Linked DNA regions of Homo sapiens: region 2 is linked to region 1. A link is a loop called in an ENCODE intact Hi-C map of the cell type or tissue named here. Cell type or tissue: OCI-LY7. All regions are shown on one strand. Each heading gives the region's core, and the rest is flanking DNA. Links, peaks and the distances in the headings are about the cores only.

Evidence for each region. Hi-C counts contacts between places; a loop is a spot of excess contacts. Peaks named below come from ENCODE experiments on the same cell type or tissue, not always from the same donor. Only the 100,000 strongest peaks of a DNase experiment are listed, where the experiment ranks them.
Region 2: a loop joins it to region 1, with 4 times the contacts of the local background. A loop is called at or near these places in 2 of 110 quality-filtered maps.

Annotation. Positions count from the first base shown.
Region 1 is chr17:72,025,597-72,035,811 of GRCh38, forward strand. It overlaps LINC01152 (long intergenic non-protein coding RNA 1152), which reads left to right and starts at 5,058. Exons shown (of 3, transcript NR_110132.1): 1 at 5,058-5,255. ROCR (regulator of chondrogenesis RNA) reads right to left here and starts at 383. Exons shown (of 3, transcript NR_110876.1): 1 at 302-383. It overlaps LOC102723517 (a long non-coding RNA gene), which reads right to left. Exons shown (of 3, transcript NR_110877.1): 3 at 8,511-8,742. RefSeq lists an enhancer at 4,183-4,953. In OCI-LY7, for the core only: a CTCF peak has its summit at 4,993; DNase peaks (open chromatin) are centred at 4,625 and 4,875; H3K4me3 peaks cover 4,075 bases; H3K27ac peaks cover 4,423 bases.
Region 2 is chr17:72,506,858-72,517,072 of GRCh38, forward strand. All of the region lies in intron 1 of LINC00673 (long intergenic non-protein coding RNA 673), which reads right to left. Among named protein-coding and RNA genes, the nearest start is that of LINC00673, 81 kb to the right of the region's middle. RefSeq lists enhancers at 3,984-4,113, 8,240-8,740, 8,888-9,077, 10,040-10,215. In OCI-LY7, for the core only: a CTCF peak has its summit at 6,044; DNase peaks (open chromatin) are centred at 3,894 and 6,404; H3K4me3 peaks cover 1,628 bases; H3K27ac peaks cover 1,573 bases.

The sequences.
Region 1 (10,215 bases), core at 2,675-7,674:
GAAGATATATATCACATTAGCTTTTTCTCAAAAGAAAAAAAAAGATGCAAAGAATTTAACTGTGAAATAAATAGTATAATTAGGGTAATAGTAATACTATTTAAAATTTTATTCAAAAAAAGAAACACTTCAACAATAGTAGTAGATGAGTGTCTCAAAGTACTCAGACGTCTACCCTGTTTTTCAGAAGCATGTTTTTCATGTTCCTATCAGAACTCATGGAAGAATTTCTACATGCAATTTCTTCAAAAAAATCTCCACATCTAAATCTGACAAGACAGAAGTTTTGGGCAATCCTTACCAAATAGGCTGGTCATACAGCAGCACGCATTTGACTGTATTCCAAAACATGTGTCTTAAAAGGCTCTACTGAAATGGTCCCTGCAGAAGATGAATGCACAGAATCTATATTAGACCCACAGGTAAAGCTTTGGATGCAAAAACCACATTCACCCTACAGTCTTTTGACAAAGGTTTTTCGTGACTTAGCCTCTGACTTCTCTTACTTCTTGAGCGGATTTAATACCATCGACTTCTACAGTGTATAAATAATCTTGGTCTATGCACCCAAAGTTATGTAAGACAGTAGAAAAGAACCTACCTCAATTTGAGTAAAACATCAGTTTTTAGAAAATCATGAATCTGTGTAAAGCAAGGCAGGAGAAAAGCAGATATTGCTAATACCAATAGATTAAAACTTACACTAAGAAAAAAAGCCACCACTTTGTAAATATTATATTGGATAAATCTGAAGTGGTGTCTAACACTATTCCTTGGCTCCTTTTCTGAATATGAATGCTTTCTGCATTTTCTTAAAATTATGAGAATTTTTGAAAACTCCAAAAACAGAACAAAATTTTTATCATTGCTGATTTATTCTCAAGCTTTCCCTCTTCTAAGAAAACAAAAGAGGAAAAATAAAAACAATATATAACAAATAAACAAACCTAAGCCATAGATGCTGAATTCTGCTACAGTTATCATTTTGTAGAAGGATGAGTAAAACAAGATAAAACACGTGAGTGTTCATTTACAGAAGTTACAAGCTTTATGAAATGCAAAGGAGCTGTATTTTACCACAGGAAGCCAAGTGAAATAGGGTGAAACAGAAGTCGATCATATTCAAATAATTAAAATACAAATACATTTCATGAAGACTCTGATTCCAGACCTCTGCTCTCACTGTCTTCCACCCCCTTTTATTGGAATCTCTGAAACCATTTTGCTTGGGGCAGAAAGTAGATTTTAGTATAGTAGGAAAAATGCCAAACATCCATGGCAACTTAGAATTTTTCCACTTTCTTTACATGTTCAATTGAGACCTTCATAAAATTATAAATGAAAGGATACATTATGAGCACTTTCTTTGAAGGGGAAAAAGAGGGTGGGGGGAGGCCTTGCCTGGAAGTAAAATTTTGGAGTCTATATCCTTCTTCTCTGCAGAACTCTTGGGAGCTTTCTCTGCCAACAGCAGGACCCCTAAAAAAAGCTTGCCTTTGCCTTCAGAATTCAAAAAAGTAGAACCACCAGTTGCTCCCCTGACCGTGGGTGAGACGTTGATCACTAGGTGGGGACTGGAAAGTCCTGGGCTCCACTTTCTTGTCCCTCAAGGACTGAGGTCAGTGTGTCTTGGCGCCTTATATCCACTCTCTCCATCCTCCCGCATTCCCTCCCCCTCAACCAGGGATTCACTCCTGTTTACACTGGGGAGACTGTAACTTCTGTTTCTTAACGTTTAAAAGAAGTTTAAAAGCTTATAAAAAGGCTCTTAAGATTTCTTGGACACCAATCACTTCTTACAGAACAATATTTTGATGAGTTAAGTGTAAATGAATCAGAAACCTATGTATTAAATTTCCCTTGACATGAACATCAATTTAAAATATTAATGGAAAAAATGCCCAGGGCTCGAAGTGTTGGGGGTTTTCTCAAACCCAAAATGCTTGAACGTGGAGTGGAAATCCATTCAGATCAACCAGATTTGCTGATCCTCCCTCTCAACCTCCCCTAGATTGTAATTACCGTGGAGGGAGTAGTATTTCCAGCTATTGACCATCTGGCTGGGGATAGATCACATTCCTGGTCATTATGCTTGCATCTCAGCAGAAGCCCAAGGCTGGGCTGAGGCTGTTGAGATGTCCAGCCGCTGTTCACAGAAGGCTGACCCTAAAAGCTGCCTTTTTTTTTTTTTTTTTGACCAAGGAAACTAAATAAACAATCACAGAAGATCATAAATCACTGACAAAGATATTTAGATTTGCAACAGCCCTCAAAAACAGAATGTGCCACAATTTATCCCTCAAAGATTAACTCAATCCTGGGTCCTATAATTGTGCATCCCATGACTTCTGATGATAAATGACACAAGGGTCAAAACTTGAGAATTGGTAGGTGTTTTTGTTTTGTTTTGTTTTAAATATTGACTCTGGGTCCAAGAAAACACCCAGAGGAACAGAAGCAACCCAAAATCCTGAAATCAGACTTGTTCCCTAAAATCATCACTCTCTCTATATATATTTATGTATATTTTTAATATATAATACATATGTATTTTATATATTATATATAAAATATATAAAATATATATTTTATATATTATGTATATATTTTTATATATATTATATATACATTTTTTTTTTTTTTTGGAGACAGAGTCTCACTCTGTTGCCCAGGCTGGAGTGCAGTGGTGCAATCTTGGCTCACTGCAACCTCTGCCTCCTGTGTTCAAGCGATACTTCTGCCTCAGCCTCCCCAGTAGCTGAGACTACAGGCACCCACCACCACGCCCAGCTGATTTTTTGTATTTTTAGTCGAGACGGGTTTTCACCGTGTTAGCCAGGATGGTCTCCATCTCCTGACCTCGTGATCTGCCTGCCTCGACCTCCCAAAGTGCTAGGTTTACAGGCGTGAGTCACCGTGCCCAGCCCTGTTTTTTTAAGTTGGTTTTTCATCTCTGTTTTGTTTTGTGAACGGATGACCACACACACTAGGTTGAGTGACAAAATAAGGAGATGGAACCAAGCGAAAGAGATGTCAAGCCTCTCCTCTTTGGTCACGTTAGCTAATCTGAACATTTGGGACCTGTGTCACAGATACTACAACTATGAACAATTGCTAACTTCTTGGTGAAACACAGCATGTGTCCAGCGCTTCAAAAGTATTATTGGGAGCATGTCTGCCTAATCTTCAACCCAACACTCATTCTAGTAACACACATGAAAGGGTTCTGTGAACTCTCATAAACTATCCCCACATAAACTGTTTTTACTATTATTTTCAAAAGTCATATCCCTCACCCGCTTAAGGACAGCTTAACAGTTCTCAGTGCTTTAGAAGATGCCCTTATTCATCTCTATCTCAGGAGGGGTGAGGACCCAAGAGTTCCCTTCTAATGGGATATTTTCCCTTGCTCATTCCTTCTCAGAGACACTCTCTCAAAGGTTTGGCAGGGTCTGGTGGTCAGGGAAGAGTGCATCTTTACAGAAACATACCTTTTAAAAACAGTGTTCAGCCTTGTCCTACTCAAGGCACATGCTGGATATATGTTTGTTGAATGGCTAAGTCAATGAGTGAAAGAATGAAAAAGCCATACCTCTTTTACAATAAATTTGCATAGACGAATGAAAAATTAAAAGACTGTCAGAGACAGGTACAGCACAAATTGCCCCCACCTCAACTAGCCATCCCTTCAACTCCAACCCCTCCCACCACAGAAGATGATTAGGGTTTTTTAGGAAAAAAAGAGAAGCTGTACAGCAATGACACACCCCAAAGACAGCACACTAAGATTCCTTTGCTTTATATTGTTTATAATGTTTAACCTCTCTGGTGGCCACCAGTTCTTAAAAGCTCCTAAGCATTTTCACAGAAAATATAAGAGGAAAACCAGCAATAGTAACAACGTCAATGGTGCCGGCAGACACAGAAAGACTCAGAAAAATATGGAGGCTCTAGGATGCCTGATAACAAGTCTCATTTCCTAAAATGAGATCTGGGGACTGGAGAAAGTGTTATCAACCAAGACAAGGAATAGGATAGACATCAGAAGTGCCCAATTCCAACACATTTTCTGAGACTCCTTTCCTAGGCAAACCTGATGAATGTGCAGACATAAATAGATAGTCCTACCATAAATTGATCTCTTTTTATCCTAAGTAATCAAGGTCCAGTCATTTCCCTCAAGCTGGGCTTCTATTGCTCTCTCTGGAGATTCAGCATAAACATGTCCTTGAAGTTTTGCTCAGGTAGATGAAGGTGGCAGAAAGCATGCAGCTACTGGGGTTAGTGGCTGTCCCCTGATTAAGTGCAAAGGTGGAGACCCATAGTTTATCCCCAGAAAGTTTCCATGCTTTCCCCTGGCATTTTCTCTCAAGCTTTTACAAGCCTTGTTCAGGGAGTGGAAACTCATTTTAAAGGTAGTTTAGACCCACCCTTCCCTTAAGGGAAATTTCTATGCAGGGGGAAAGCAAGCAAAACAAAACAAAAGTTACACTTCAAAGCCTTACAAGATAACCACAGGGAGAAGGCTAAGTCCTCCCAGTTACTCAGCCCTCCCCTGTGCTAATTGCAGGAGGTAGAGCCTGACTGTATTATTATTTGCATACTTGATCAGAAGAAGGGCCACAGAAGGAGGTCTAGAAGCTCAGCTGGTGTTTGACTGACATCTTTTAGGACTTGGACCCCACCGCCCACCCCCGCAACCAACACCACCACCAGTCCAGGACCTGATGTAATATTGCCACAGACTGATTCCCGTTGCCTTTGATATGCAACCTGTGCCTACAGTCAGCTCTCAGGGCTAAAGAAAACAGTCAGCTCCTGCGGCATCTGATTTGCCTCCTGCCCTCGCTGCTGTTAATCTGCAACACGCCACAGCCTCTAGATCGCTGCCGTTCAGAGTCGGATGTCATGGGGGCGACTGGCAGGGGTTCTTTCTTCTTTCGGTTTGATACATCCTTCCTTCCGCTGCTCCTCGCAATCAACCGCTAGGGGAAGGAGGGAAGCAGGCAGGAGGGAGAGCGGGAGACTTCCGGAAATCCCTTTCCTCCCTTCCCTTCACAGGTTGCCCCATAGTGACCCTGGAGACTCCCGCCTGCCCCCAGTGAAGGAATTGGTTACTCTCCCAGAGCCCTCCCGGGCATCGCCCCCTTCCTCACTTCCTCCTCTTCCTGCCCCCAGCCTCTACCCCTCCAGCCTCCTGTGGCTTCACAGGCAAGTGCCGCATCCCAGGAAGAAGGAGTTGGAGCTCCGTGATGGTGAGCTTTCAGACTTCCCCCTACAACCTCCGCCTCCCCAAAGGCACAGAGGCAAGCAGTGGCTTCCCTGGTATCATTTGTGGATCTAGGAGCATGAGGGAGCTATCGAAGACGGCATGTAGCCTGTTCTTCTTTCTCTTAGTAAACAATAATATCTAAATGTGCTAGAGGGAAAATACTTTTTAATTTATACTTTAAAACTGGTTTAGATTTTGAATGTATAGTCTGTTTTCCTGGAGTCCAATTGTAACATGAACCCCAAACCTAGGAGTTCTGTTTTTATACATCAGGAAGGGGACCAACCCACTCACCCATCCACCCATCTTTCAACTCACCCACCCACTCTTGTTTATAACTGCATAGTGGTTTATTTTGCCAGCACTAAACTATGCAGCTTGTTTCCCCTTTGCCAGCCTCTGCAGACAGAAAGCAAAGGCTGATCATTCTCAATTGACATGTGCACCCCTACTCTGAAGCTACAGCTGGATGACACCTCAGACAAATGCACTCATACATAAAAGTTTTTCTGCATGTTTTCGTTTTTGATTCTTTTATTGGAAGCATTTTTATGGCTGGGAGGTAGGTGCACATCCATTACAGTGAGGGGTCAGATATTAGAATACTTACGGTGCTTATAATTTTAATAGGATCACCCCCCTCATCCCTCATTGCCAATCAATTTCACTCTGTTTCAGGGTCACAGATCATACCCCTAATCCTGGCCAGTTGTCTCACCAATGTGTGTCACAAGCGGCCTGGGGCAAGAAAGTATAGATGACCCAGCATAACCGTTGCTTCTATTGCAAAGGGTACATCCTACAAAGAGCAGAACACGATTAGAGGCAGGCATAATTGCAGGCACTAAATTAGCATGGGTCTCTCAGCCAGGGGCTAATCTAAGCCAGACCTCACGTCATGGCAGGCCATGAGTACATCGCAATTACAATTCAAAAGAAAAGAGAAAAATCACCCTTGATTCTCAAATGTTTATTTTTAACACGGCAGATACTTAGCAATTATATCAGAGGCTGAGGCATCTGGAGTAAGCAAGAAAGGTGATTTGGGTTAATAATCTTTGAAAGGCTAAAGGATTTTCAATGTATGTATAAGACTGAGCCCTGTGCATGCTCCCCATTCTCTCCCTGACATCAGCCACATCCACCCCACCTCTGCCGCTACACGTTGGTGCTACCCAAGGTCTCCATTCACGCACTGTCCCTCTGCATCTCATGCTTCATCCGGGCCCTCCTCTGACCTGACCTTACCTGGCTGACTTAGTGCCCCAATTCTCTAAAACATGGAGAGATGGAACTGGTAGCTTGAACCCTCCCAGTTCCATCTCTTCCCTTTGTAAGTTTTCCCGGTGCCCTTGGGCCCCATGTTTCTAGACTATGCCCTAACACAGAGCCTTTAAAGCTTACTTCCACATGAAGGCAGAAATCAATCTTGGGCAGCCAAAACACATATGCTTTCTCAGTGGTAGGCTTAGGAGTGATTTTTTTTCTCTACAATCAACATGTATTAATTTTACATTCAAAAATTGTGTGTGCGTCTGTGTTTATTCGGTTTCAAAATCCAGTATACAACAAACTTTGCTTCTCCTGGCTTTTTAAACTCTTTTCACATGCCATAGTCCTGGTTCACCAGTGCAATTAATTTGCCTTTGAATTTGCCACTGGGATTCTTTTTGGTCGGCGGGGGGCTGTAGGTCGGGGTCAGAGTCTTGCTCTGTCACCCAGGCTGGAGTGCAGTGGCATGATCATAGCTCACTGTAGCCTCAAACTCTCAAGTTCAAGCAATCCTCCCACCTCAGCCTCCTGAGTGGCTGAAATTACAGGCACAAGCTACCATGCCTAACTAAGTTTTTAATTTTTTTGTATTGACAGGGTCTTGCTATGTTGCCCAGGCTGGTCTCAAACTTGTGGCCTCAAGTGTTCCTCCTGCCTCAGCCTCCCAAAGCACTGAGATTACCCTGCGTTTTTGTTTTTGTTTGCTTTTTTATTAATCAAAGTAGAAATCACAGACCCATTGTATTTCTACAGGTGAAATCATTACAATGTTGCCAGGGATTAATTTCTATGAGTGGATGAGAGGTCTCTTTTTCACAGTTTTCTTTTTGTCAGGGGACTACTGCCCTGATAAAACTTAGGCCTTCCCTGGCTAGGACATAGTAACCCTTCCAGCCATATTATAATGAATTTTGTAAAACTTGGCCAAACATTAGGCTGTACTGGAATGTTACCTTTTTAAATTTCAGAATAAATAGGCTATCAGCAGGATCACGGACAAGTTTTGATCATACAGAGACAGCCATTGTAATAGGACTTTTTCTGTGTTAATATAATGATTTAATAAAGCCATTTGGCACATAAATAAGACTCTCTTAGACCAAGCATTCTTAACAATGAGAGAATTGAGATCAGCCTATAGGGTGTATTAGCAAAAGTGTCTTTTCCAGCTTTAGTAAAACTCTTCCATCTGTTTAGCAATAATTTTATTATTCTGTATTAAAAACCCTCCTGAAATAGATGTGGTAAAAAACGCTCTGCCCCTGTTATGATACTTTCCAAACAAGCTTAAAATTGCTCAGAAACAAAAGGCAGGAGAAAAAAGAAAGGGCAGTGTCTCCAGATAATGAAGTTCTGCCTTTGTGTTTTATCTGTAAAACAGTACGGTTTGAAAAGTCTGGATCCCATTTCATCTGAACGCAACATAAATGTAGTGCCTGGAATCCTCCCAAATGAATAAATTCTTTTCTGATAATTTTTAAGTGAGGAAAGATCAACAGGATAGGGGCATGAGGTGGGGGGCGGGGTAGGGGGGATTATAGGCTGGTGTGTGTGTGTGTGTGTGTGTGTGTGTGTGTATTTAGCAGGACAATTGGGAGAGTTCTGGACATAATTTTTTTCTTTTCTTTTTCTTTTTGGTGAACCATGCTGAATTTTGTCTCTCTTTCTTGAAAAACCTTAATAGATTTGTGTGTTTGTTGACCAAGTGCTCTTTTTCATTCCTATTCAGCTTGCCTGTCCCATCCCAAGTATACTTGCCTCAGATGGCAACATGACAAAGCTCCCTTCCTTCTCTCGAATGGTTTGCAAGCTTCTGGTCTTCTTTTTCTTCTCCCTGGATTGTGCACAAAATTATGCCAATTTATGGTGGGGTAAGGGGATACTCCATGGACCACTTATCTCTTTAATTTTCCTCCATGTTGTGAGGTCTTGCTGAGCGCAGTCTGCAACTTCTGGAGTGATGAAGAGAACAAAAAGCTGTAGGCCTGTCACACTAACTTTCAGGATTGAGGTTACCAAAGAGGAACTGTGTAATTTCTTTATATAAATGGCTTAACCAGACCTCAAAAAGTCCTGCAATGAACACAGTTCTCTTTCGGGCTTAATGTTCTCACTTTGCTTCTTTGTTTAAAAAAAAAAAAAAAAAAAAAGGTTGGGGGGAGGAAAAAAGGCCATTGATCCTCCTCTTCCTTTGACCACTGGAAGAAAGGTAGAGAAAAAGAAAAAGAAAATTAACAAAGAAAGGACCCATGTCCCTCCTGCTTCCCCCTCCTCTCCCCATCCACAGGCAAAATCTAATAACAATGATTAAATTACATGTCTTTTCCTCCCATTGAAATCCACTGCATACTATTCAAATATTAGAACTCAGGAAATAAGGCAGGACAAGGTCCCTCATGAAACCTTAGAAGGCAGCACAGGGGTTTGAGCTGGAGGTCTGCTTGGCTGGGCAGCTCTAATTAAGAAATCACCCTGCTGAGCAGAACTTAATCTAAATAAAATATAAAAAGGAATCCAGTGAAAACCATTACCTCCCCACCCCACCTCCTCACACACCTCACATCCATAGGCCCTGTTTCCCTAGTCCTAGGAACTCTCCCTCCCATCACCTGGGAGTTCGATGTTGTTCTATGTGCCCCACAGTACAATCAAAAGTGAATTCTCAGCTCTAGAAGAGGAAGCTATGTCTTGTGCTGGCCTCTTGCTGTTTGGCTGGCCTTTCACAGGGCCAGAGGCAGATTTAGTCAATGTTGTTTTGGTTTGGAGGGGTATATGAAATGGAGATTTGACCAAGGAATGATTAAAGAGCTGGTTATTTGCTATAGTTAACAAGGTATTGTGTATTTCAAAATACCTAGAAGAGAGGACCTGAGATGTTCCACACATAGAAATGATAAAGACTAATGGTTATGGACACTTCAAATACTCCGATGTGACCATTACACAGTCTATGCATGTAACGAAATATAATAGCTACCCCATAAATAAGTACAAATATTTGGATCAATTTTTAAAAAGCAAAGATTAAAAAAAAGAGTTGACCATCTGGTCAGCCCTTCTATTCTTAACACAATGAACTGCCAACCCACAGCCTCTCTGCAGGCTAACTGGGTTCTTCTTGCCTGTCCACCAACTGCATTTGATGGAGTAGCCACCTGAGAGCAAAGTCCACATCTGTTTAACTTGATGTTGTTCACTATACTTGTACTAATTAGTCCTTTATGCTGTATTGAATCAGCCTCAGACCTCTGCCCCACCCCCCGTCCTGGGTGCTCCCTCTGATGTTGGGTGACATTTATTTAGCTTCATTTCCCACTGTCCTCCATAGAAATCTGTTCTGTGTTCTCATTGATCTCACTGTTGACCCCATGAGTGTGCTGTTCTCTACATTACACCTTTGTGACTTTGCATGGGCTGCCATGTCCGCCCATGGTAGTGGTTTTTAAGCTGTTGAAAACCTGTTGAAAGAGATAAACTCTATCCCTAAGGTGGGAAAAGCACACATATGTACATAAACACAGGGTTTTGCCAGCAATTTCAGGGAGTAGCTCACTCTCTAAGGAGTATGTGATTACCACCTTGACCCATTTATGCCTGAGGTTGCAATTTTTGCAATCAGATCTTGGTGATGATCTTGAGCAGTAGGATATAAATAACTCCCACATGCTTAG
Region 2 (10,215 bases), core at 3,412-8,411, 480 kb after region 1:
TAAAGCCACCTGATGTAGAGATGCACTTGGGGTCTGAGCTAAGGCCAAAGTCAGAGCGGCCTGCGTCTGCATTCCGTTACCCACAGCAAGATGCAATTTCCTGTTCCACGAGATGAAGCACTTCTCGAATTTGAAATACCTCTCACTAAATAGCATTTTGATGAGTTAAGTGTAAATGAATCAGAAACAAATGGATTAAGTTTCTCAGCATACACACGGAATTGACACACACACATAAAAATAAAAGAAACGGGGAAGGAAGCACCATGGGGCGGGAGGGAAAGGGTCTCCGCTTCAAACCGTGCATAAAACCAACGTTTTAAAAAATACTTGATTGACTTGCAGATCTCCATCCTGGACATGGAGGGCTTCTGGGCCCAGCTCTTTAATATTCAAATGACTTTGAAAAATATTTCTCCTCCTGGAAAGCAGAGGGAAGAGGAAATGCTTTGAAGCCTTGCTAGTTATTTAATTAGTTTTTTCAAAGGTAAGGCAGTATATTTTTATCCAATATTAAATAAACTTTTTTTTTAATGGTATGTTCAAAGCCTTTAGGCCTCTGATGTTGGGATTTTTTGTTCTGTCTTGTTTTGTGTTCGAAAGGGTGAGTGAGGATGATGCTTTTTCTTGCCAAATGTTCTGAAATTGCAACATGAGACCCAGGAAGCCTAAGCAGCCACTCACCTATCAAGGAGGAGGGAGGCTCAGATGGGCTTTAGCGACCTCTCTCAGAGGTAAGCAGTGGCCCAGCTGGGATCAGAATGCAGGCGGCCTGGATTCTGGGTCCACGTGCAGAATGTTCTACTCTGGGCCGGAAAGCGATGGGCTTTAGCTCTGAGTTAATGACCCCAGGGCTACCCTTCCTACACAAGAGAGCTTACAGAAACATATTTTATCAGTCACCGTCCATCAGGGATGATGGCAGTGGCCATCTCCCCAAGGACACTCGCGAGACTTCTCAAGTACTCAGTGATCCAGGAGAGCAAGGACATGTGAGGTCAATGGACCTCTATGTGAGGATATTGGCTGAGAAAACAAAACAAAACAAAACAAAACAAAACAAAACAAAACAAAAACTCCTATGAAGGATTTTCTCTTAACCGGCCTAATGCAGACATAAGCTATACAAACACATTGCACCAAGATTATTTGGGGCACAGGGCATGAAATAGTGAGATGGGAATAAGAAGGGCATAAAAATGATTCTTAAATACTCCATGTTTCAGTAACAGCTCCTAACAGCCCATAATTCAGTGCATTAACAAATAAATAGAATTCACACTCTCCTCTATCACAAAAGTGGTAACGACTGGCATAAAAGTTTTCAGAAAAGATGTGTTCGGAGTGAGATACATTCAACACCAGAATCTGCTGGAGACAGAGTTCTCCAGGCTCTTCCCCTAAGTGACGGAAGCATTCATTGTTAGTTGCACTAAATTGCTTCATTTAATTCTTGCAATGGCCTTATGAGATCAGCGTCATTAAACACATTGTACAGATATTTTTTTAATGGGCCACAAACAAAGTAACTAACCAAAATCACAGCTGGCAAGTGATGGATTCAAACCCAGGTCTCTCCAATTCCAAAGTCCCTGCTCTAATCATAGCCTCTCTTCCATGCCTGGCTGTACCCAGAAGGGCAGACTTCAACCCAGAAACAACTGTGAATTGTGATGGAGAGATGGGCTCTAGTATCTGAACAACGAAATTATACTTATAGGCTACTTTCTTTTCACAGAACAAATGAGCTTTCTTGGCTTTTAACAAAATTATCATTGAAAACTACAAAATTAAGATCACCCATAATCCCAGCATTCAGAGGGTTAATCTTTTGTTTAAAATCCTTCCAAAAGTCTTAAATGTGTTTATATGCCTTTTGGAAAAAAAATTTATTTTATAATCATTTTGGATTTACAGAAAATTGACAAAGATAGTACAAAGAGTTCCTTCACTCAGCTTTGCCTAATGTGAACATTTTACATAACCACAGGACATCTGTCAAAACTAAGCAATTAACATTGGTACATTACTTTTAACTAAACTACAGATTTTATTCAGAGTACTCCTGTTTTTCCACCAATGTCTTTTTCTGTTCCAGGATATCACATTGTAAGGCACTCATATGGTTTTAAAACAAATTGATTGTACACAACAATATATCATGGACAGATTTCTTAATCAACAAATATAAGTCTATAGCATCACGCACCACTCTCTCGTCTTTTTTTCTTTTTTTCCTTTTTTTTTTTTGTGTGTGTGTGTGTGTGAGATGGAGTTTCGCTCTTGTTGCCCAGGCTGGAGTGCAACAGCGTGATCTCGGCTCACCGCAACCTTCATCTCCTGGGTTCAAGCGATTCTCCTGCCTCAGCCTCCCGAGTAGCTGGGACTACAGGCGTGCACCACCATGCCTGGCTAATTTTGTATTTTTAGTAGAGATGGGGTTTCTCCATGTTGATCAGGCTGGTCTTGAACTCCCGACCTCAGGTGATCCGCCCACCTCGGCCTCCCAAAGTGCTGGGATTACAGGCATGAGCCACCGTGCCCAGCCTATAGCACCACTTTCAATAGCTCCCTAATATTCCACTCTATGGATGGGGATACTCTGCTCCTGAAGGGCGTTTCCACAGTTTGCATTTTTCACTGTCTCATAAACACAGGATGGGCAAACTTATCAATGGTGTCCTCAGAAGAAATTTCTAGAAATGCACTGATAGCATGTCAAGAATATGCCATTCAAGGCTTTTCATTCATTTGGCTATTCTCCTCCAGAAAGCCTGAACCCATTTGCCTTACCACCAATAAATGAGTAGCTTTAACTTAAATTCATTTTGGACAATAAATGACTTCCCTGGTAAACTAACTTGTCCACTACCCTCGAAAGAAAAAGCTATGGGACTGGAAAGAGTTAAAGGACTTTCGAGACAGTCATGTTCCCCAAAACCAGACTGATGATTTCGAACAACCACCCAGAAATTAAAGTTCCATTCTCGTCAACTCAAGTTTGTCTCACTCTCCTCTCTGGGTCTGACAGCGAAAGAGATGTTCGGGCTTTTGGCATTTCAATCATGGAATTACTTTCGGGGTACAGGGGCAACCCCCACCGAGTTTAATTTCCTTCTCATCTCTCTGTAGTGTCTATTGAAACTCCCTAAAGGAAAAGCTTTGAGCAGGCTCCTGTGGTAACGCATGTAACAGGAAGGACAAAGGATTTGATAGTCAGCAAAGTTATAAGCCTGGTTTTTTTTTAATGGTGAAAGGAATAGGGGGAAGGAGAGAGATTATAAAACTGCTTGCATATCTAGAAATAGTTCAAATTGAGCTTGAACCAGGAACCTGCCCAGCATGCTAACTGCGGCCATGGTTCCTTGTCCAAAGGAAGCCCATATTTTATTTTGAGACTCCTGTTCTTTGGTGCAAAACACTTTGTCCCCATGCTTAGAAACACTATAAAACGCTATATATTTAGGATAACTGGGAAAAAAAGGCGGCTTGGAAGGTTCCGAGAAATTGAGCCCTACCCCATGCTGGGGAATTCTTCAGCGCCATTCTGGCTTGCAAAAAGAAAAAGAAAAAAAAAAAAGAAAAAAGAAAGAAAGAAAAAAAAAACAAGCTACTGGTCAGAGGGAATGCTCTTCCATGCCAAGCTCAGCTTGAATTAATACACAACACAACCTCTTAAAGAGGGGCACTGCTTTAAACTAAGAGTCTCTTCTGAAAATGTAACTGATTTGAAAAAGCAACAGGAAGTTGAGAATATTCTGGAAGGAAAAAGGCTGCAACCTGATACATTTTCTTCACCCCAGTGTTTGCAATCTTGTCACTCTGGTCAAGGCCACACCTTCAAGTCAGGAGGGATGAAGCCTTTGAAGCAAAGGATGCCAGTTTCACTTCCCCAAGCAAAACAATGCCCAGGACCCATCCTGAGCTTGCTGCCTCCCTAGGGCCTCTGTGGTCTGGTTGAGTGGCTGGTAGAACCCATTTCACTTTGAATTCTGCCCAGAAACCACAGGAGGATCAGTCCACGGAAGAGAAAAATCTAATTGGTTACAGGGACTTAGCATCTGCCCAGAAGACATTCATGCCCTTTGTCCTACATGGTTTCCCAGCCACCAGGGAGGAGAGGACTTCAGTCCAGGGACCACATATAGAACCTGATTACTTTCAGCTACAAGATGAATTTGTTCTGGGGATCTAAAGCACAGCATGGTGACAATAGTTAATAATACAACATGGCTCGCTTGAAATTTGCTAAAAGAGTAGATCTTAAGTGTCCTTACCCCCAACCCCACACACACGGTAATTATGTGGGGTGGTGAATGCACTAATTAATTTGATTGTGATTAATTTGATTGTAAAACTTATTTCACAATGTATATCAAATCATCATGTTGCATACCATGAATACATAAATACAATTTTTATTAGTCAGCTGCACCTCAATAAAGCTGCAGAGACAAAAAAACAAAAGAGACGCTTTCTCTTGTTAGCTGATGGAGTATTGCGTTAAGTACAGGAGGAGCAAGTTACTGCAAAGAGAAACGAAAGCCTTGAAAACCAAAGCACTGTTATTTCCGCGTGTATCTTCCAGGGTGAAGCAAGCACATTTCTGTGAATGGGAGCTTTTTTAGACCTATTTGGAGATCTGTAAAATTTAGGTGATTCAACCTACCAACCTTAAATTGAAACCCAAGCCATTACAAGATCAGACTGTAGCGTTCTGAAGGAGTGTGTAAGTGTACGTATGTGGGCTTTGTCATGAAGCAGAATTTGAGAAAAGGGACCACACTGATGTGAGGCTTTACCAAAGCCCCGCGCTATAAGCAATACTCCAACAGTGTTGTGTGTGTTTGTTTTCTTTTAATTGGGAATAGTTATGCATACTCTGTAAGCACAAACTGTAAAAGAGGGAGGTTATACGAATAGACTTCCCTACTGTAAATAAAACACACTGTTGGGATCAAGTAAAACTTGCAACAAATTAAGCCTGACATTTAGGAATAACCATGGTGTAATTGAGCTACATAGAAATCCAACATAAAAGACAAACTTCCTAAGGAGGTGACTCAAGCCACACCTCTGGGGGCAGATAGTGGGAGGTGAGAGGGGACAGGGAAAGTAGCGAAGTCCCTGGAAGTCCTTCAGGAGGCTGAATCAGAGAGGCTTCAGCCAGGGCTCAAAGGCAGGCAGTGTGGATCCAGAATGCCACTCCTTGCTGTGTCGGAGGATTAAACAGAGTCATGTGATGCCTATTCTCAGGCCCAGAGGTGGCTTGGGAGCACCTGCTGGAAGGACAAGGTCGAGATCCTCAAATGTCCCCTTCTCTTGGTCTCCAGGTCATTGAACTTAGAGGAGTCACTGAGGGACAGCCACACTCCTCCTCCTTTAAAAACCACAAGCTGCCTTGCTACCTTCACATCACCTGTAATGCCCTCCAATTATATATTTATTTCATTTTAAAGAAAATATCAGCCAGGCACAGTGGCTCACGCCTGTAATCCCAGCACTTTGGGAGGCCAGGGCAGGCAGATCACTTGAGTTCAGGAGTTCAAGACCAGCCTGGCCAACATGGCGAATCCCTGTCTCTACTAAAACTACAAAAATTAACCGTGCATGGTGGCATGCGCCTGTAATCCCAGCTACCTGAAAGGCTGAGGCCAGAGAATTGCTTGAACCTGGGAGGTGGAAGTTGCAGTGAACCCAGATCAAGCCACTGCACTCCAGCCTGGGCGATACAGCGAGACTCCGTCCCCCTGACCAAAAAAAGAAAAAGAAAATATCTGTAAGAAAGCTGGAGTGCTTTCAATTTCTCACAACTTGATTGGGTTGGTTCTCTGTCTACTTTCCTAGCTGGGACTAATCACTGAAGCACCCAGGGTTATTTACATGAACACCAGCTTCTAGAAAACTCTGCCCCTCCTCCCTTAGGAGGCTCTCAGGTTCCCCTGCTGCATAGACCTGGGGCAGCCACCACATTTCCCATACCCTAGAGAAGAAAGAACAAAGGGCCATTTGCAACACGGGACACTTCAGGAGGGAAATCCAGGGGTGGCCTCAACCACTAAAGTAACATGAGAGCTCGATGCTCCCTAAAGAGCCCAGCAGAGGGGGGCAAGGAGAGTCACGGAAGTGGGTGGGTACCCCGTCCAAAGGCTGGTTCACAGTTTGCCCTGGCCCCTCCATCCTCCCACCAGAAGACAAGAGGATTGCTTTCACTCCTGGGTCATTCCTGCCAGCCCTCCCTACTGTGCCTACCTGGAGGTGGGCAGTGAGAGGGACAGGGTGGGAAAGCCTTGGCCCCAAGAGACTCTGGGCAGGGCCCTGGATGGACCACCCAAGCCATCCTGCTGCAGCAAACAGATGGTGTGGGCCGCCTGGGGACCGTGAAGTGCACTGCTCAGCTCTTATTCCCGAGAGGGATGTCTGTGTTCACAGGGCCTTATTCTACACACACCCAGCCTAGCAGCAGCTGGAGTCTACTAGGTGGCAAAAAAGTTAGCCATAAGAGTTTGGGGTCATTCATTCATTCACATCTTCAACATTTTTTTTTTTTTGAGACAGGATCTCACTCTGTCTCCCAGGCTGGAAGGCAGTGGCACAATCTCGGCTCACTGCAGCTGTGACCTCCTGGGCTCAAGCAATCCTCCCACCTCAGCCTCATTTTTTTTTTCTTTTTTTTTGAGATGGAGTCTCACTCTTGTTGCCCAGGCTGGAGTGCAGTGGTGCAATCTCGGCTCACTGCAAGCTCTGCCTCCCGGGTTCACGCCATTCTCCTGCCTCAGCCTCCCTAGTAGCTGGGACTACAGGCGCCCGCCACCACGTCTGGCTAATTTTTTGTATTTTTAGTAGAGACAGGGTTTCACCATGTTAGCCAGGATGGTCTCGATCTCCTGACCTCATGATCTGCCCGCCTCAGCCTCCCAAAGTGCTGGGATTACAGGCGTGAGCCACTGCACTCAGCCCCACCTCAGCCTCTTGAGTAGCTGGGATTACAGGTATGCACCACCATGCTTGGCCAATTTTTTTTTTTTTTTTTTTTTTTTTTAGCAATGGGGTCTCCCTATATCTCCCAGGCTGGTCTCGAACTCCTGGGCTCAAGTGATCCTCCCACCTCAGGCTCCCAAAGTGCAGAGATTACAGGCATGAGCCACTATGCCTGGCCACATTCAACAATTAAAGAGTCTAATTTGCCAAGTATTGGAGATAAAATATGCAACAAAAACATCCAGCTCCCCAGTCCAGTGGAAGGAGACCTGATATGGTTTGGCTGTGTCCCCACCCAAATCTCATCTTGAATTGTAGCTCCCATAGTCCCTACATGTCATGGGAGGGACCTGGTGGGAGGTAATTGAATCATGGGGGCAGGTTTTTCCTATGCTATTCCCATGACAGTAAATAAGTCTCACGAGATCTGATGGTTTTATAAAGGGCAGTTCCCCTGCACACACTCTCTTGCCTGCCACCATGTAAGAGGCGCCTTTGCTTCTCCTTTTCCTTCCGCCATGATTGTGAGGCCTCCCCAGCCATGTGGAATTGTGAGTCCATGAAACCTCTTTATCTTGATAAATTACCCAGTCTCGGGTATTTCTTCATAGCACTATGATAATAGACTAACACAGGACCAACATTAATCAAGCACACACAGCAATGAGCTGTGACTGCAGATAGAGGTAGCTTCCTCCAGGCTTAGGAATCCCATTGTGCAAGCAAGCTAACAAAGGATTGGCCTAAAAAGGTAGCGACACAACCTGAGGGAGAAATAATCCATCTGCTCTTGACTTTGGGTAGTTACTTAATCCTTCTACGCCTCGCTTTCTCATCTGTAAAATGGGCCAATATATATGTGACAGTGGGTAGGCTTAAATGTGGCAAGGTCTTTAAGGACTTTAGCAAAGTGAAAACTCTCAATCATGTTAAATTGTGTTAGTAGAAGGGCCCCTTGGAATGAAGGCATCGAGCTTAAGCCCACAGAGCTGGCCCCTGGGCTTCCTGTAGCAATGCTCCAATGCCCACACCCATCTCTTCCCCTGCAGACAGGCCCGGCCTATCCCTGAATCTCAGTAGATTCTGATAGATTCCCTCATCTTTGCCATTCTCTCATTTAGCCTGATTCCAGCGAGAGCCTCTAACCTCCCCTGTTATTTCAGCCCTGGGTCTCTTTAAGCAGCCACTGCCAAGCTGTGGGGGATTCATGGTGATTCAGCCCTGGCCCCAAGCAAGCTGGATGTGCTATCGCTCAGCCAGGATATGGCTGGGAGCCCACAGGCTGCTGCGAAGAGACAAAGCTGTCCTCTCCAGCCTTCGAAATCTCCCTTCCTTCTACTGACAGGCACATTGCGGGTCCAGCCATCATGCCCAAGGTGGTCAGAGGCTGGCTTCAGCCTCTTAAAGATTGAAGGCAAGACAATCATCCACCTCCACCCCAGGAGGAAAATGAGGCAGCTGAGCAGTTTCCTCCTGCTCTCTTACTCTCATGTAAGGCATCGTATCTGAATGTAGACAGAGTATTTGCTTGTTTTCTCTTTCTTAGGAGGCAGGACCAGGGAGAGACCCAGCAAAGAGAAGGTCCCAAGCCTAGCTCAAATCTCCTGGTCCTGGAACATTCAGGAGCCGCCCCACTTCAATGGTAATTGGCCTATTTCCATCTGGTTTCCAAGCAACATGACACAAAATCCCCAGGAACCTTATCACAGAGCCAGTGAACTGGAAGGGGCTGGAGATCGCTCTGGCCCAAACTCCCTGCGCCAAAGCATGCGGGGCGACTCAGACACAAAAGGGAGGAAGGCACAGTCTCTGCCCAGAGCCCACGGTGGCACCAAGAAACTCCTTTTACCACTGAAGAAGAAAAGGAGGTCCAGTCTTTTGGAGGCAAGACAAGGTCACCTACAGAGGGCCTCAGCCGAGCAACTCGCTAGAGGTTGTTTTCTGCATGACCACCTTCCCTGCACCGTGGATCCCTGGGGTGGGTGGTTTAGGGGCTTTCCAGGTAAGAGCCAGGGTCAGCGCCAGGAAATGATGACAAGTCTGTCTGAACCCTTTCCGCAGACATACAATTGACCTCCTCCAGCCAAGCGCTGCTCCAGTTAGAATCTTTCTAAAACTACATAGGCAAATGTCTAGCAATTGTCATTCAACTCTCACAATGAAAGGGTAAAAACTCATTTTAATGTGTCTCCCTTGTACCACTTTCTTAGTATGCCTGAATCCATTTCATCTCAAGGACCATACATCAAGCACTGCCTTCTCAGGTACTCAACTCTGCATGCCTAGATGAAGCCACAGCACTCCAAATCTGATTATGGGGATATTTTAGGAAGACAGCCTTGCATTAAAAACTGAAATCCTAGCCAGGCACAGTGGCTCATGCCTGTAAACCCAGCACTTTGGGAGGCCGAGATGGGAGGATCACTTGAGGCCAAGAGGTCAAGACCACCGTGGGCAATACAGTGAGACCTCCGTCTCTACAAAAAATAAAAAATGGAAAAACTAGCTAGGCATGGTAGTACATGCCTGTGGTCTCAGCTACTCGGGAGGTTGAGGCAGGAGGATAGCTTAAGCCTGGGTGATCAAGGCTGCAGTGAGCTCTGATGGCACCACCGTACTCCAGTCTAGATGACAGAGCAAGGCCCTGTCTCAAAAGAAAAAAAAAAAAGAAAAAAGAAATGGAGTCCACTGAACACTAAAAAAAGGATGAATTTTACTGTATGTAAATTATTCCTCAATAAAACTGACTTTAGGAAGAAAATCCACAGGCTCACCCTTCCTAAAGAAAAAAATACACATATAATATCAGGGAGGAAAAAAAAGAAGGAAATTCACACCTTTTTGCTTGACAGAAGTACGGTGCTTGCTTTTTCAATTAAAACTAAAAGGCTACTCCTTTAGGAAACAAAAGTGGGTTCAGCTCCAACAGCCAAGCAAAGCAACGGACTCACCCCACTGGGGATCCCACAGCTGGAAGGTCCCTGACCTACTTCCGCCCAGATCGCCTGAAAGGCCCACGGGGCACCAGCCAAGAGTGGGAAGCAGAGCCGGGCAGCGGGTGCAGGGTGGTGAGCAGAGCACTCCCCCTCTCGCCCCACAGGACACACACAGGCTGAGGGCAAATGATTCCCAGACAGGGACCTGGTGAACAAAGAGGTTACGCAACTCACTAATCACTCAAGACAGCCAAAAACAGAACCTGACATCACGTGCCTGTGACCATCCCCACGGACT